Regions from separate parts of the Homo sapiens genome. Here region 1 is linked to region 2. Evidence: chromatin contacts called from ENCODE Hi-C or POLR2A ChIA-PET data. All regions are on one chromosome and are shown on one strand. Each heading gives the region's core, a stretch centred on a gene start or an enhancer-like site at or near the end of the contact. The rest is flanking DNA. Distances are from core to core; before and after follow the strand shown. Region 1 overlaps NCOR2 (nuclear receptor corepressor 2). Region 2 overlaps ZNF664-RFLNA (ZNF664-RFLNA readthrough).

Region 1 (6,688 bases), core at 1,637-4,136, 540 kb before region 2:
GCCATCGAGACCCTCTGTTTTCATATCAATAATAATGACAAAAAGAAAAGAATGGCAGACCAGGCACCATGATGGACCCCCACTCTGTCGCCGTCTGGCTTGGACGACTGCAGTAGCCTCTTCGGGGTCCCCAGTCCACTCTGGTCACACCTGTCTGGTCTCTGAGTTGCAGCCAGAGGGATCCCATCAGAAGGTCCATGAGACTCTGGCCCCACACTCTCCATTCTCTTCCCACTGCTCTGAGAATAAATTCAGAGGCCACCCGGGAGCTCCTCAGCCCTCACCGACCGCATCTGCCTCTGGGCCTTCGCGTTTGTTGTTCCCCCCACCTGGAATGCTGTTCCCTGCATATTGACACAGCTGGCTCCTTGCTGCCATTCAGGTCCCAGCTCAGTGCACGTTTAGGAGGCCTGATGTGATGTGGAGGAGAGTTAGAGTGGAGGAGAGGTCCCATAGGAGGGGACCTGCCCGGCCTGGGGCACCCCAGGCCCCTCTCTCCCACCAGCTGGCTCCTTCACCAGATTCCACATCATCATAGTTCTTATGGTTATTTTATAACCTTACAAGTTTTAGAATTATATCTCATTCTGTATGTGTATTTATATATATGTTGTTATATATATGAATATGTATTCTTTATAACACACTTTTCTCATATAAAAATATATGATTGGTCTCTCCATACAATGGAATATTATTCAGCCATGAAAAGGAATGAAGTACGGATGCATGCTACACTGCGGGTGAACCTTGAAACCATGATGCTGAGTGAAAGAAGCCAGACACACAAGGCCACATAGTGTACGATTCCACTTTCATGAAATGCCCAGAACAGGCAAACCCATGGAGACAGAAAGCAGATTGGTGGTTGCCAGAGGCTGGAAGGAGGGGACCTGGGGAGAACCTACTCCATGTTGATGGGGTCTCCTTTTAGAGTGATGAAAATGTTTTGGAATTAGATAGAGGTGATGGTCGCACAGCACTGGGAATGTCCTAAATGTCAGAGCTGCCTACTTTATAGTGGTTAATTTTATGTAATGTGAATTTCTTCTCCATTTGAAAAATGTGGGAACTAAAAAAATGGAGTAGTCCCCCCTTAATCTTGGGGGATATATTCTAAGACCCCCAGTGGATGCCTGAAGCTGCAGACAGTATGGAACCCTATATACACTCCATCTTTTCCTACACATACAGACCTATGACAAGGTTTTCTTTACAAATTAGGCACAGTGAGAGATTAACAACCATAACTAATAATAAAATAGGACAGGCCAGGTGTGGTGGCTCATGCCTGTAACCCCAGCACTTCGGGAAGCCAAGGTGGGTGGATCTCTTGAGGCCAGGAGTTCGAGACCAGCCTGGCCAACATGGTGAAACCCCGTCTCTACTAAAAATACAACAAAATGTAGCCAGTCGTGGTGGCGAGTGCCTGTAATCCCAGTTACTCAGGAGGGTGAGGCAGGAGAATCACTTGAACTTGGGAGGTCGAGGTTGCAGTGAGCCGAGATTGCACCATTGCACTCCAGCCTGGGCGACAGAGCGAGACTCCATCTCAAAAAAAATAAAAATAAATAAAATATTATAAAAAGACAATGTTAACGGTATGCTAGCATCACTACTCTTGTGCTTTGGGGCCATTGTTCAGTCAGATAAGGGCTACTTGAATACAGGCACTGCTCTACCATCACAGTTGATCTGATTCCCGGGATGGACACTCACAGGCAGGACCGTCTGCAGAGTGGGTCCTCCCGGGCAGAGGGAGGGGTCATGTCCTGGGCTGGACAGGACGCGACGGTGCAAGATCTCATCATGCTACTTAGAACAGCGTGCAATTTAAAACTTAGGAATTGGCTGGGCGCGGTGGCTCATGCCTGTAACCCCAGCACTTTGAAAGGCCAAGGTGGGTGGATCTCGAGGCCAGGAGTTTGAGACCAGCCTGGCCAACATGGTGAAACCCTGACTATACTAAAAATACAAAAATTAGCTGAGCGTGATGGCAGACGCCTGTAATCCCAGATACTCAGGAGGCTGAGGCAGGATAATCACTTGAACCCAGGAGGTGGAGGCGGAGGCTGCAGTGAGCTGAGGTCACACCACTGCACTCCAGCCTGTATAACAGAGTGAGAAAAACAAAACAAAACAAAAACCCAAAACCCAAAAACTTACGAATTGTTTATTTGTGGAATTTTCCGTTTGTTTTCAGACCACCATACTGAAACTGTGGAAAGCTGCCGTGGCTAAGCAGGAACTGCTGTACATATTTATTAAGCCCTTACTGTATGCTGGGCATTCACTCTTACTGTAGGCAGGCATTCGCTCACTGAGCCTCTGAGTCAGCCCTGTGAGCTGAGTTTCTATTTTACGGCGAGGAAACAGGCAGGCTCGGAAGGGTTAAGCCACGTGCCCAGGGTCACAGAGCTAGAAAGCAGTGCAGCTAGGTTTTGAACCCGGGTCTCAGACCCTATCCTGAGATCACGAGACCTGTGCTCTGTGGCCTTGCTGCAGGCTGAGCCCTGCAGGGAGCAGAAACAGCCTGTGCCTGGGATGGGTCTCTCCTGCCTGTCTATGCTTCACCTATGCATACCCCTGAACTGCTGCCCCAGGTAATGTGTGGCTTTGCATGTGTCCTGGGTGACACGGAGACTCTGAGGTGGGGCCAGTTCACAGCTCTGCCTGTGTGCATGGAACTTTGCTCATCTGCCGGGCCCAGAGAGGGTCCCCAGGCTGAAAGGCTGTTCCACGCCACTCGTCCCCCACCCCCACCCTCACCCTGACCACAGAAGCAAGAACTTCCCAGCACGGGGCGGCGCAGGGAAGCAGCGTGGCTCACTCTGTGGAGTATGTGGGGCCACTGGGCTGTTTCAGTTTCTGCTGCGTTTCTTGCTCTGACTCAGGGCCCTGACCCCAGCCGGGCCACTTGGGCTTCTGAACGCCTGCTGGGCTGAGCTGAGCTCACCGGTACATGAGAAAGATCCCGGGCTGAGCTGCCCTTGCCTGGCGTCTTTGGGCCTTGGTTTTCCCATCTGTGTGGTGGGGGCTTCGAGGGTCCCCGTGTGTCGGTGGGTTGGTGTGGAGGGATTGGGTGTGGACACCAGGGGCTGAAAGCTGATGGGGACCCATGGGGAAACCTGTGCCTCGGACCCCTCCAGACCAGAGGCTCCTGCAGAGCCCTGCCCATGGAAGATCTGGGTCAGGGGCTGCCTTGTCTCTGGGTGCTTCTGTTGTCACTGGCCTCTGGCCCCAGCCTGGTGGTCACCAAAGCCTATGTTTCCCCTGGGCCTGCTGCGGAGGTGGGAGGCAGGGAAGGTGGGCTCTTATCCAGTCCTCTCATCGTGGCCCTCCGAGACTCTGCTCCCTCCCCCTGGGCCCCGCTTCTGGGTGTTCGAGGTGCTGGGGACATTGGTGTCTCAGTAGGGTTGCAGGCTGGCAAGGGGCCCTGGGGAGGTGGCCTGGTGAACCCCGATGGTGAGCTTCAACTGAGCACTGCTGGGTGCCAGGTTGTAAATTTCTCTTCAGAGTAGCCCCTGGCATCATCCCCGTTTTACAGATGGGCACACTGAGGTTCCGAGAAGCAAGGCACCTTCCTCAGGCTTTAAAAAATGACAGCACTAGGGCTGGAGCGGGAGCCAGCCTGATTTTAGCCACCTAATATAATTGCCTCCGTTTCACCGAGAGGAAACTGCCTCTGCGAAGTTGAGCAGCACACACAGGGGTCGCAGTCTCCTGCCAAGATGAGATGGCTCAGGGATTTGATCTGGGTCTCAGGCCCATTTGGGGCCCACCGGGGACTCTGTATGTCAGCCCCACTTGTGCCTGGCTGTCCCCTCCTGTGTGTGGGCACCGGCTGAATGGTGGAAGCAGGTCCCTCCTGGGAGCAGGTCACGGGTGCTGGGGCTGCATCCCTGACCTACCCTGGGCCCGGGCGGGTGTGGAGGCAGAGGAGGATGTCCTGGGGGTTTGAGTGGGGGCGGAGCCTGCTTGTGAGGTGGAAGGTGGGGCAACTGAATCAGTGTGGGCCACCCTCCCACCCTGAATATCCCCAGGCCCTCGTGACAAATCTCTTTCACCATCTCTTGACCCAGCAATTAATTGCTTCTGGCGGATGGTGCCCCCGCCCTCCAGGGAGCTTCTAAAGGCCAGACCCTGCTCCTGGGCGGGCAGCCCGGGGCAGAGGCTGGGGAGAGTCTGCAGTGGTTTTTCTGTTCAGCTGCAGATTCAGGGGTCCCCAGGCCAGGCAGCCTCTCTGGGAGAAGCCAGCAGCTGACATTTTGGGGTACTTGCTCTGCCTATCTGTGGGGCTAAACCTGAGTTCATCTACAGCATACTGTGAGGCAGGTGTTGTGATGTTCCTCTTTTACAGACAGGGTCACTGCGGGGCATAGAGAGGTTTCCCGAAGCTTCCATCTCATCCAGCAGTCTCCAGTGCACCCTTTCCATTCATCTCCCTCCCCGCTGGGGCTCCCCGGGCAGGGGGTGCCGGGCAGAGGCGGCGTCGCTGGTGCTGACTGACGCTGAGTGTGGATCCCAGTCCTGGGAACTCTCTGGGAGGGCTTTCTTGCCTCACTGCCTCCATCTGCACAGGGGGAGGATGTGGGGCGGTTGTTAAGAATTAAACGAGTTAATCATCGTAAGGGGCTTAGCATTGTGCGGAGGCAGCGAAACCCTGAGCTTCAGGCACCGAGGGGCTGTCGGTGCCTGTGAGGGTGAGGGGGCTGGACAGACAGGTGGACGGACAGCTGGCCTTTCCGTGCTGCCGCGTGGGGCCTCCGCGGCCTCCCGGCCTGGGCTGCGCTCCCTGCCCTGTCGTGGCCCGTGCTTGGCCATGAGCCAGGCTGCTGCCACCCCGACAGAGCCCGCGTCCCCCTTCCCTCCCAAAAGCGGTCGATACCCCGGCTCCTTCCTGGCCTCTAATTGCTCCTGCCGGCTGCTGTCTCTGATGGCGGCCCCACACCCCGCAGCGAGGAGAGGGGCGGCGAGGTTTCTGGGAAGCCTAGTCCCTGCTAAATCCACGGCGCTGTCGGGGTGGAGAATGGAGTGGCCGAGGGCAGAGGGTCAGATGCTCGGGGTCCCGTCTCCCCGCCCCTCACTGGCTGTGTGACCTGGGGCAGGTAACCCCGTGTGGGTCTGTTTCCCCACCCCTGAAACAGGGTCCGGACAGTGGAGATGCACGTGGCCTGGCAGGAAGTGAGGGCTGTTATTATTGTGATGATCGTTGTCATGGTTTTTTGCAGCGGCTCCTCCCCAGTCGCTATGCCCGGTGTCAGTGCAGCCTTCCTTGTTGGGAGCAGACAGGTGGCCCTGGGGCTGGGGCGCGTTCCTGGGCAGGGCACGGGGTTGCTCCTCAGTCCCCCTCTGGACGGGGCTGCGGCCCATCCCCACCTCCCTACTGATCCCATTGCAGGCCCTGATCACTCACATCCATGCTGCCAGCCCCCTTGGCCTTGGTCTGGTGGCCCTTGCCCTAGCTGGTGGAGGAGGGATGGGAGGGAGAGAGGCTGTGACCCCCATCTTCGCCCACCCACCCGCCCTTGGCTGTTGCAGTCCAGTGGGGACTGAGACCTTGGTGAACTCTGGGTGGCTGCCTCTGCAGATTCCAGGAGGGCTGGCACGGGGCAGGCTGCCTCAGCTGTCCCTGGAGAAGGAAAACATATCCCGGCGGCTTCTCAATGGAAGGGCTGCGGAGCCTGCCTCCCTCCCGCTCTGGCTGTCTGGACTGCTGGCTACCACAGGGACGGGGACCAGGTGACACCACTGCAGGAGACAGGGGAGGCTCCTTGTTCACCCCGTGTGGGAAGATGTATCCGGTGGACCCCGGCCGGCCCTGGGAGGGCGGTGAGCCGCCTCCATGTCTCACGGCACCTAGGTTGTGCTGTGCTGGAAGTCCCCAAACTCCAGCCTGCAGGGAAGGCTTCTGGGAGTCATGCCTGCCCCTTGGGGGCCAGGGTCTGATCTGTGGGTCTGCGGGGTCCAGTTTAGAGCTTCTGCGGAGCACGCCCCGAGGCTGGCTCATGCTGGCCTGGCAGGTTCCTAGGGCCTGGGACGGGCGCTGAGGGTCTTGGCCTCGGTGCCCAGGGCAGAGGTGGCCTGGAGTGGAGCCTGGGCTGCTGTCGCCCACCTCGCCCATCTCTGTGGGCCCTGTGGGTGCTCAATCAACACCCGTCCTTCTCCCTTCTGGAAGATGTCCCTCATGTGGCCCTGCCAAGGGTGTGGCTGTTGTGGCCGGTGTGGCCGCTGGTCAGGGGAGGCTGGGCTGAGAGGGAGGATTTATACTGAGCCCTGGGCTTGAGTAATCATGGGTCCTGGAGGCACAGGAGCCCCGAGGCAATGGCCCGCCCTGTTCCTGTGGCTGCTGCAGGTCTGGTGGGAAAGGCTCCAGAGTCCAGACACCAAGCCCTTGCCCAGCATTGAGGCTGGAGCCCCACAGTTCTGATCCTCCATGCAGGAAGAGGCTGAGGCTGGGTCTGGGAGGGCAAGAGGTCGATGCCTCCATGGAGCCCTCAGGGATTGACCCAAAGGTGTCCTCGCTGGCCCTGCCCCACACTGTTCCTACTCAGTTATGTGTTCCACTGGAGCACGTGGCTCCCCTCCTGTGGCCAGGAACACAGCCCCCATCCCCTTCCAGCTCTCCACTCCCCATCCCCCTCCAACTCTCCACCCCCTCCCCCTCCAGCTCTCCACTCCCCACCCC
Region 2 (6,671 bases), core at 2,464-4,963:
TAGTAATAATTCTAGAATATATCCTAAAGACACATTGGTAAAAATAGGAAATGACTGATATACCCGGTTATTCACTGAGGCAGTATTTGGCAGCAAAACTGCAAGCAACCGAAGGCCATCGATAGGGAACTAGCCGAGTCGAGTATGGCACCTCCTCACAAGACAAAAAGGAATGAGGACAAGCACTGTGCACTGACATGGAGTGAACCCAGGTCACACTGTTAAGTTAAAAAAAAAAAAAAAGGTACACAATAGTATATGTTCTATGCTACCGTTTCTGCAAAAAAGGAAGGTAATATATAAAATAAACTCTGGCCTGGCACACTGGCTCATGCCTGTAATCCCAGCATGCCAGGAGGCCGAGGTGGGAGGATCACTTGAGGCTAGGAGTCTGAGACCAGCCTGGGCAACATAGGGAGACCCTGTCTCTACAAAAAAAATTAAATTAAATTAAATTAAAAAGTTAGCCAGGCATGGTGGCACACACCCGTAGTCGCAGCTACTCAGGAAGCTGAGGCAGGAAGATGGCTTGAGCCTGGGAGTTCAAGGCTACATTGAGCCAAGATTGCACCACTGTACTCCAGCCTCAGCAACAGAGTGAGACCCTATCTAAAATAAAATATAAAATATAAAATAAATAAATAAAATAAATAAGCATGGTGAAAGATAATCCAGAATTTAATTTAATGATTACTTATGGGGGAGAATACAGTTAAGACTTCTCTGAATATACTGTTACATGACTCTGGAAACATATGTTTCTATAGTTAAAAAATAAAATTAAATGAATGTTAAAACAAAATAAAGAGAATAAACCTATCATATTGGTGACATAGCCACAAATGGCTTTTGAGCATAGTATACTGATTGCACATACCTAGAACATATTCTTTTGACAAATAAGCTGCAAAGAAATCACACTTCTTTCAACAATTTAACTGTTACTGTGGTGTATTTTAAAGTAGGTTAATACAAATAAGTAGTTTATGTTAAAGTTGTTAGGAGCCAAGATTCAATGTAGGAAAAATTAGATTTAAGTATAAAATCAAAGTTAAGAAAAAATTCTGTAATATAAAATTTGACTTAGACATATCAGTCTGAATTCACTTTTTTTTCTTTTTAGTTATCACCAAAAAGACCTGGAAGCAATAAGAAGCGATAGCAATGAGCACACCTACAGCCCCTTCCCTTAAATCCTCTCCCCACCAAGAGGCAAGGGGTCCTTGGAGGAATGGCTGGGTTCAAAGCCAGAGTAGCACTTACAAAATGAGCCTGGGACATCCTGTTATGCCAGAAAGCAAGAGGGCCGTGCCAAAGGAACACAGAGCCAATCATGCAACTGAGCATCAAAAGGAATAAGAAAGGCAATTGAGTGAGACGCATTCAATATACAAACCCCAGGAGCTCATAATGACTGTAGAGAATGGGGAAGAAAGAGACAGACAGGCAGGCAGAGAGATGGAGAGACCCAAGGCACTGAACAAAATTGGAATTAACTAGGGGCCCAACTTTTTACCCTAAAAATTGGTAATTAAATGGAGAGAAGCATCTATCCTATTTCCTCTATGAACTCTCTTTCAAGACAAAGAAACAACCAGCTAATATGTGCATTCTCCTCATCAAACACCTGATTCAAACCATGAAAAGCAATGGGTGAAAAAAGCGGCTGGAAGGCTGATCCAGGACTTGACACTGCCAGGACCAGGCTGTCACCACCTGAAGCCAGGGATCGATCTTAGCATGACTCAAAGAGGAACAACCAGACACGTGTGCCTCCTGCTGTGGTGCAATGGGAAACACCCAGCACCCTCTGAAGACATTCTTGTCAAAAGACTGAAGCAAAACCTAATCAAGCCTCTGGAGCTAATTTTTAATGGAAAGAACTGAAGGGACAGAGGAACTACTAGGAAGCAAGTAGCAAAATATCAAAAGGTGAGCCACTCTACAGCACAACTGCCCCTTTTTTTTTGCAATAAGGACACGAGGGAAAAAAAGCCGGTAAGGTGGGAGGAGTTGCTCTAAATGAAAGCGATTTGAGACATAACAATCAGATGTAATCAGAGGAACTTCTTTGCAATCTGAAGCAAACCAGCTGCTAAAAGAGGACAGTCAAGGAAATGTGATTCGGGGTATGAGATTACACTGTGTGCTGTTAACTATGTGATCATGTCATTGTAGCTATGTAAACCAATGTCTACAGCCTTAGAGATGCACAGTGAAGAACAGGAATGACGGGACATGTCGTCTGACATGTGTGACTTAAAATGCTTCAGCAAACAAACAAAAAAAGGGAAAGTAAAAAAGAGCAGACAAAGCAAATGTGGTAAAATCATTGTAACCATTGCATTTAGGTAAGAGATAATAGTCTACTCTAAAAGATTCTATTGTAAAATATTGTGTATGGTTGAAATTTTCATGGTTAAAAAAAAAAATCTGTGAATGCTAAGATATTCCTTTCCTGCTCTTCTGGCAATGGCAAACTAATCCCAGGACCACCGCATAGAGGGGCAACTGTGACTGAAACGAATATAATCCCCGAAACGGCTCTCATTTCCCCAGTCAATCCTGAGCACAGGAGAATGAACACAGGAAGAGGCCTCTGGACAGCAGGCAAAGGCAGTGGCTGCAGGCGAAGGCAGTGGCTGCAGGGCAGCGACAAGCAAAAGACAAAGGCAGCAGCACTGCGCTCTGCTCTTTTGCCTGGCAAGCTAACCCCAGCAGGGGTGTCTTCCAGAGCCCCCTCCAGGAATCAAGCTGCCAGGGTTAGGGTACTCCGCCAGCCTAGCCTCAGGAGAGTCCAACTCTGCTCAGAAGGGCAACAGTTCAATACCAAGGTCCCTGACAGGGGAGTCCAACATGACCTCCCACTAGAGTTCTTCTTCAGGCATCAGGCACTGCCATTCCTTCCAGATAAAATTCTCAGACCTGTCTGTAAGTCTCACTGCACGGTGGGGGGATGAGAGGGGTTAAGGTGCATTCTGTAGGAAAAAGAAAGATAAAAGAAACTCCGGCAAATTTTCCACGTGACCAACCAAAGAACAGAAAGGCCAACACACAGCAAGGATCTCCAGTACAGACTCGCCTAACACAGCCCCCACCCAACTCTTCCACACAGATAGAGGCAGCTGTAAATCCAGAGGCAGATACAGGTTATGGAACCCCACAGAGCTCACAGATCCTGAACACACCACGTTCCCAAGGCTATCTCTCACTCCAGACTCCCCCTTATGTCTCAAAATCAACGTCCTACTGGGGCTTTCAAGGGGACATCCCACATGACTGCAAGTCCCTCTTTCTGACCTGAGGAGGAAGGCTGCCAAGGACAAACTCAGAGCCTGCACCTGCAAGCTCAGGAACGCCCCCAGCATCCTGTGCACTCGACTCACACTGGAGGAGAACTCAAACAACAAAATGACAGTGCAGTTGAAAACCAAGAAAACGAAAGCTTAAAATTTAGCCCATCTACCTCAAATCCTCACCTTTCATGAAAAGGAGCCTTTCCTCTCTCCCTGTAGTTTGTGATACCACAGAATACTGAATCAGTACTAATATTTCAGTACAATTAAAATTGAGGGCAACTAGCTAATAAAGAACTGATGCTAAGATTCAAGGAAGTCAAAAACTGAGTCTTAAATACAAGAACCATATCCTGAGAGAACACGTGCTCTGGGTCACGGCATAAGAAAGGGGAACCTGAAGACGGGGGTACAGGACTAACAGGCTGGGAGAATGAAGCTGGTTTCCCTTGAAGGCTGTTCAGACCAAAAGTTCCTCACTCTAGCGGCAGAAGAGGCGAACCCGCTGCATGAAGGGGAGACTACCACTCCAGCATAGGGCCGAGGCTGCAGGAGTTGGTTGCAGCAGCCCTAATGGGATGACCAGAGCATCAGAGGAATGCCAACTATTTACATGGAGGTAGAGGTTGGTAAGCTACAATCGATGTTCCACAAAGTGGACTATGAACTGGATTATATTCAACACAGGCTGGATATGAAATAAAGACTAATCACCTTGACTGGGCAGGAGAGAAAAATCCAGTTACACTCCTAAAGGAATTAGCAGCCATTCAGCCTTGACATCAGATTATGTCCACAGTGTTCAGCCAGCAGATGCCGACTACTAAGCAGGAGGCCAAGTGCCTCGTCTGTGTTGCTCTGCGCAAGGCTATGACCTCCGTGCAAGAACTGCAGAGGCACAGGGACCCAGCTGTCACCACCAACTGAGGAAGAGAATAGCGCCGCCCAGCAACTAACATCCCACTGCCAGGCTGGTGAAGAAAAGAGTACGCAGAAGGGCACACTGGTGCAGAGCCCAGTACCAGGGAGGTATAGGACAATGTCTTACTAGCACTTGGGGCTGGCATGGAGACAGCTTGTTGTAGGGATGGGCCAGTGATGCCTTTAGAAAGACGGGGGATGTGAGATGGAGGGCAGATGCTGTATGAATGAAGAACATTCCCAAGAGAAGGGAACAGCAAAGAGGGAACTTTAAAATGTATTCCCACTTAATCTTGGAACTTCAGGCCAACATGTCACCTAACACTACTTTGCATCTGTTTTCTTTTTATATAATGAGGATAATACAGACATGCTGGCCTATCTCTCACACACACACACACACACACACACACACACACACACACACATTCTATAAATTATCATCCAGTCAAAATGTGAAGTAACAAACTTTGGAAACTAAAAGATAGACAACTGTATTATATATTTACATTGTTTTCAAAAATGCTGACTGCATGTTATGGTAAGACTGCCAGCACCGAGTATGTGACCTGTGGTCATTCAACAAAACCCAACTCAAGTAATAAACTGGCTTCTTGTGTGAACAAAAAAGTAGAGAGGGTAGACAAAATAAGAACAGCAAAAAGCTCACGGTTTCTTAACCTGGGTTCAACTCGTGTGGTGACAGGCCCATAGGAGTACATTTTGTTTTTTTCTCTACTTTTGAGTTCATTTGAAATTTTCCATAATAAAATGGAAGCCAGGAAGCCTTTGCTTAGAACAGTGGTCCCCAACCTTTTTGGCAGCAGGGACCAGTTTTGTGGAAGACAATTTTTCCACAGACTGGGGGCAGGGGTGATGGTTTTTGGGATGATTCAAGTGCATTACACTTAAATTGTGCACTTTATTTCTATTATTATTACATTGTAATATATAATGAAATAATTATACAACTTACCATAATGTAGAATCAGTGGGAGCCCTGAGCTTGTTTTCCTGCAACTAGGTGGTCCCATCTGGAGGTGTTGGGAGACAGTAACAGATCATCAGGCATTAGATTCGCATAAGGAGCGTGCAACCTAGATCCCTTGCGTGTACAGTTTACAACAGGGTTCACGCCCCTACGAGAATCTAATGCCGCCGCTGATCTGAAAGGAGGTGGAGCTCAGGAGGTAATGCAAGCAATGGGGAGCAGCTATAAATAGATGAAGCTTCACTGGCTTTCTTCCCACCACTCACCTCATGCTGTGTGGCCTTGGTTCCTAACAGGCCATGGACTGGTACCCATCTGTGGCCCACAGGTTGGGGACCCCTGGCTTAGAAAATCCCTGTATGACAATCTAAAGCCGTAAGAAAGAATACAACAGTGTTCTAAATTACAAAGCTAAATAAACATTGCCTCCGCCTCCACTGACAACACCAACCTATGCAAGTCCAGAAGTCTGTAAGCAATCTGTCCATCTTGAGTGAAACTCTAGCCTTTAACCAAAACATCCTGTTCCAGCTTTCTGCTCTGTTAATCCTATGGAACCTTTTCTTTGCTCCCTCAGGACCTCCAGTCCTCTTTCAATCTTTGTCCTACTAATGTGGCCCTGTTTGTCTTTACTTCCTGGCTTCCATGCTGGCTTGGGTTCCTTATGCCCTCCCTCCACCCAGGTTCACCTCTCTCTTCTGTCATCATCACTGTTTCCATGGCCACACTCTAGCTCTATCACCCCCAGAAACTGTGCTCCCTCCCAAATCTGTGTTAAGCAACCCATTCTTGGACACCGGGTGCTCCCTCCCCTTCCAGTTAACTGGCTCCAGGAACTTCATGCAGTAGGCTTGCACCCAGTGGCCTGACCCTTTGTTCCCTGTCTGTTGTCCACAGCTTCTCTCTGCGCTCACCAGAACTCTCTGGCCCCACCTACTCTCAGTGACACCGCACCTTATTCAAACCCAACTCTCCATCTATCCATACACGCACCCAAGTGGCTGAATAATGCCAGGTTTATTTAACTCACGACCACACATCTCAAATGGGCACTGGAGTGCCCCTAAATTCCTCCAAAAGTCTTCAGTACACACATTTTCCCAATACTTTAAATTGCTACTTCATCATTCTCCTTTCTCTTCAAATCTCCCATCTTCCCTCTGACTCCCTCACTCGTGGCTGATAACCTGCCAAGAGCCTGTTTCTGATTAAGAAAATAGAAGCAGGCTGGGCGCATTGGCTCACGCTTGTAATCCCGTCACTTTGGGAGGCCAAGGCAGGTGGATCATGACATCAGGTGTTCGAGACCAGCCTGACCAACATGGTGAAACCCCGTCTCTACTAAAAATACAAAAATTAGCTGGGCATGGTGGCACGCACCTGTAATCCCAGCTACTCCAGAGGCTGAGGCAGGAGAATCGCTTGAACCTGGGAGACAGAGGTTGCAATGAGCTGAGATCGTG

The links. Hi-C counts contacts between places; a loop is a spot of excess contacts on that map. ChIA-PET counts read pairs that join two places held with the same protein, here RNA polymerase II (POLR2A). Pooled maps may share reads with other maps.
Region 1: a pooled map shows a loop between it and region 2 (2.0-fold over the local background). The contact joins two enhancer-like sites. A Hi-C loop is called at or near these places in 1 of 50 pooled maps. POLR2A ChIA-PET finds 5 or more read pairs at or near these places in 4 of 52 experiments (BJ, H1, activated T-cell and 1 more).

Annotation. Positions count from the first base shown.
Region 1 is chr12:124,541,874-124,548,561 of GRCh38, reverse strand. The region is part of intron 1 of NCOR2 (nuclear receptor corepressor 2); the gene reads left to right. Among named protein-coding and RNA genes, the nearest start is that of NCOR2, 22 kb to the left of the region's middle. RefSeq lists enhancers at 3,988-4,522, 5,591-6,124. Within about 2 kb of position 2,886, at least 7 of the 41 ENCODE cell types and tissues checked have a DNase peak (open chromatin) inside an H3K27ac peak, as active enhancers do.
Region 2 is chr12:124,003,458-124,010,128 of GRCh38, reverse strand. All of the region lies in intron 2 of ZNF664-RFLNA (ZNF664-RFLNA readthrough), which reads right to left. All of the region lies in intron 3 of ZNF664 (zinc finger protein 664), which reads right to left. Among named protein-coding and RNA genes, the nearest start is that of ZNF664-RFLNA, 34 kb to the right of the region's middle. RefSeq lists enhancers at 3,105-3,164, 3,385-3,444, 3,465-3,514. Within about 2 kb of position 3,713, at least 7 of the 41 ENCODE cell types and tissues checked have a DNase peak (open chromatin) inside an H3K27ac peak, as active enhancers do.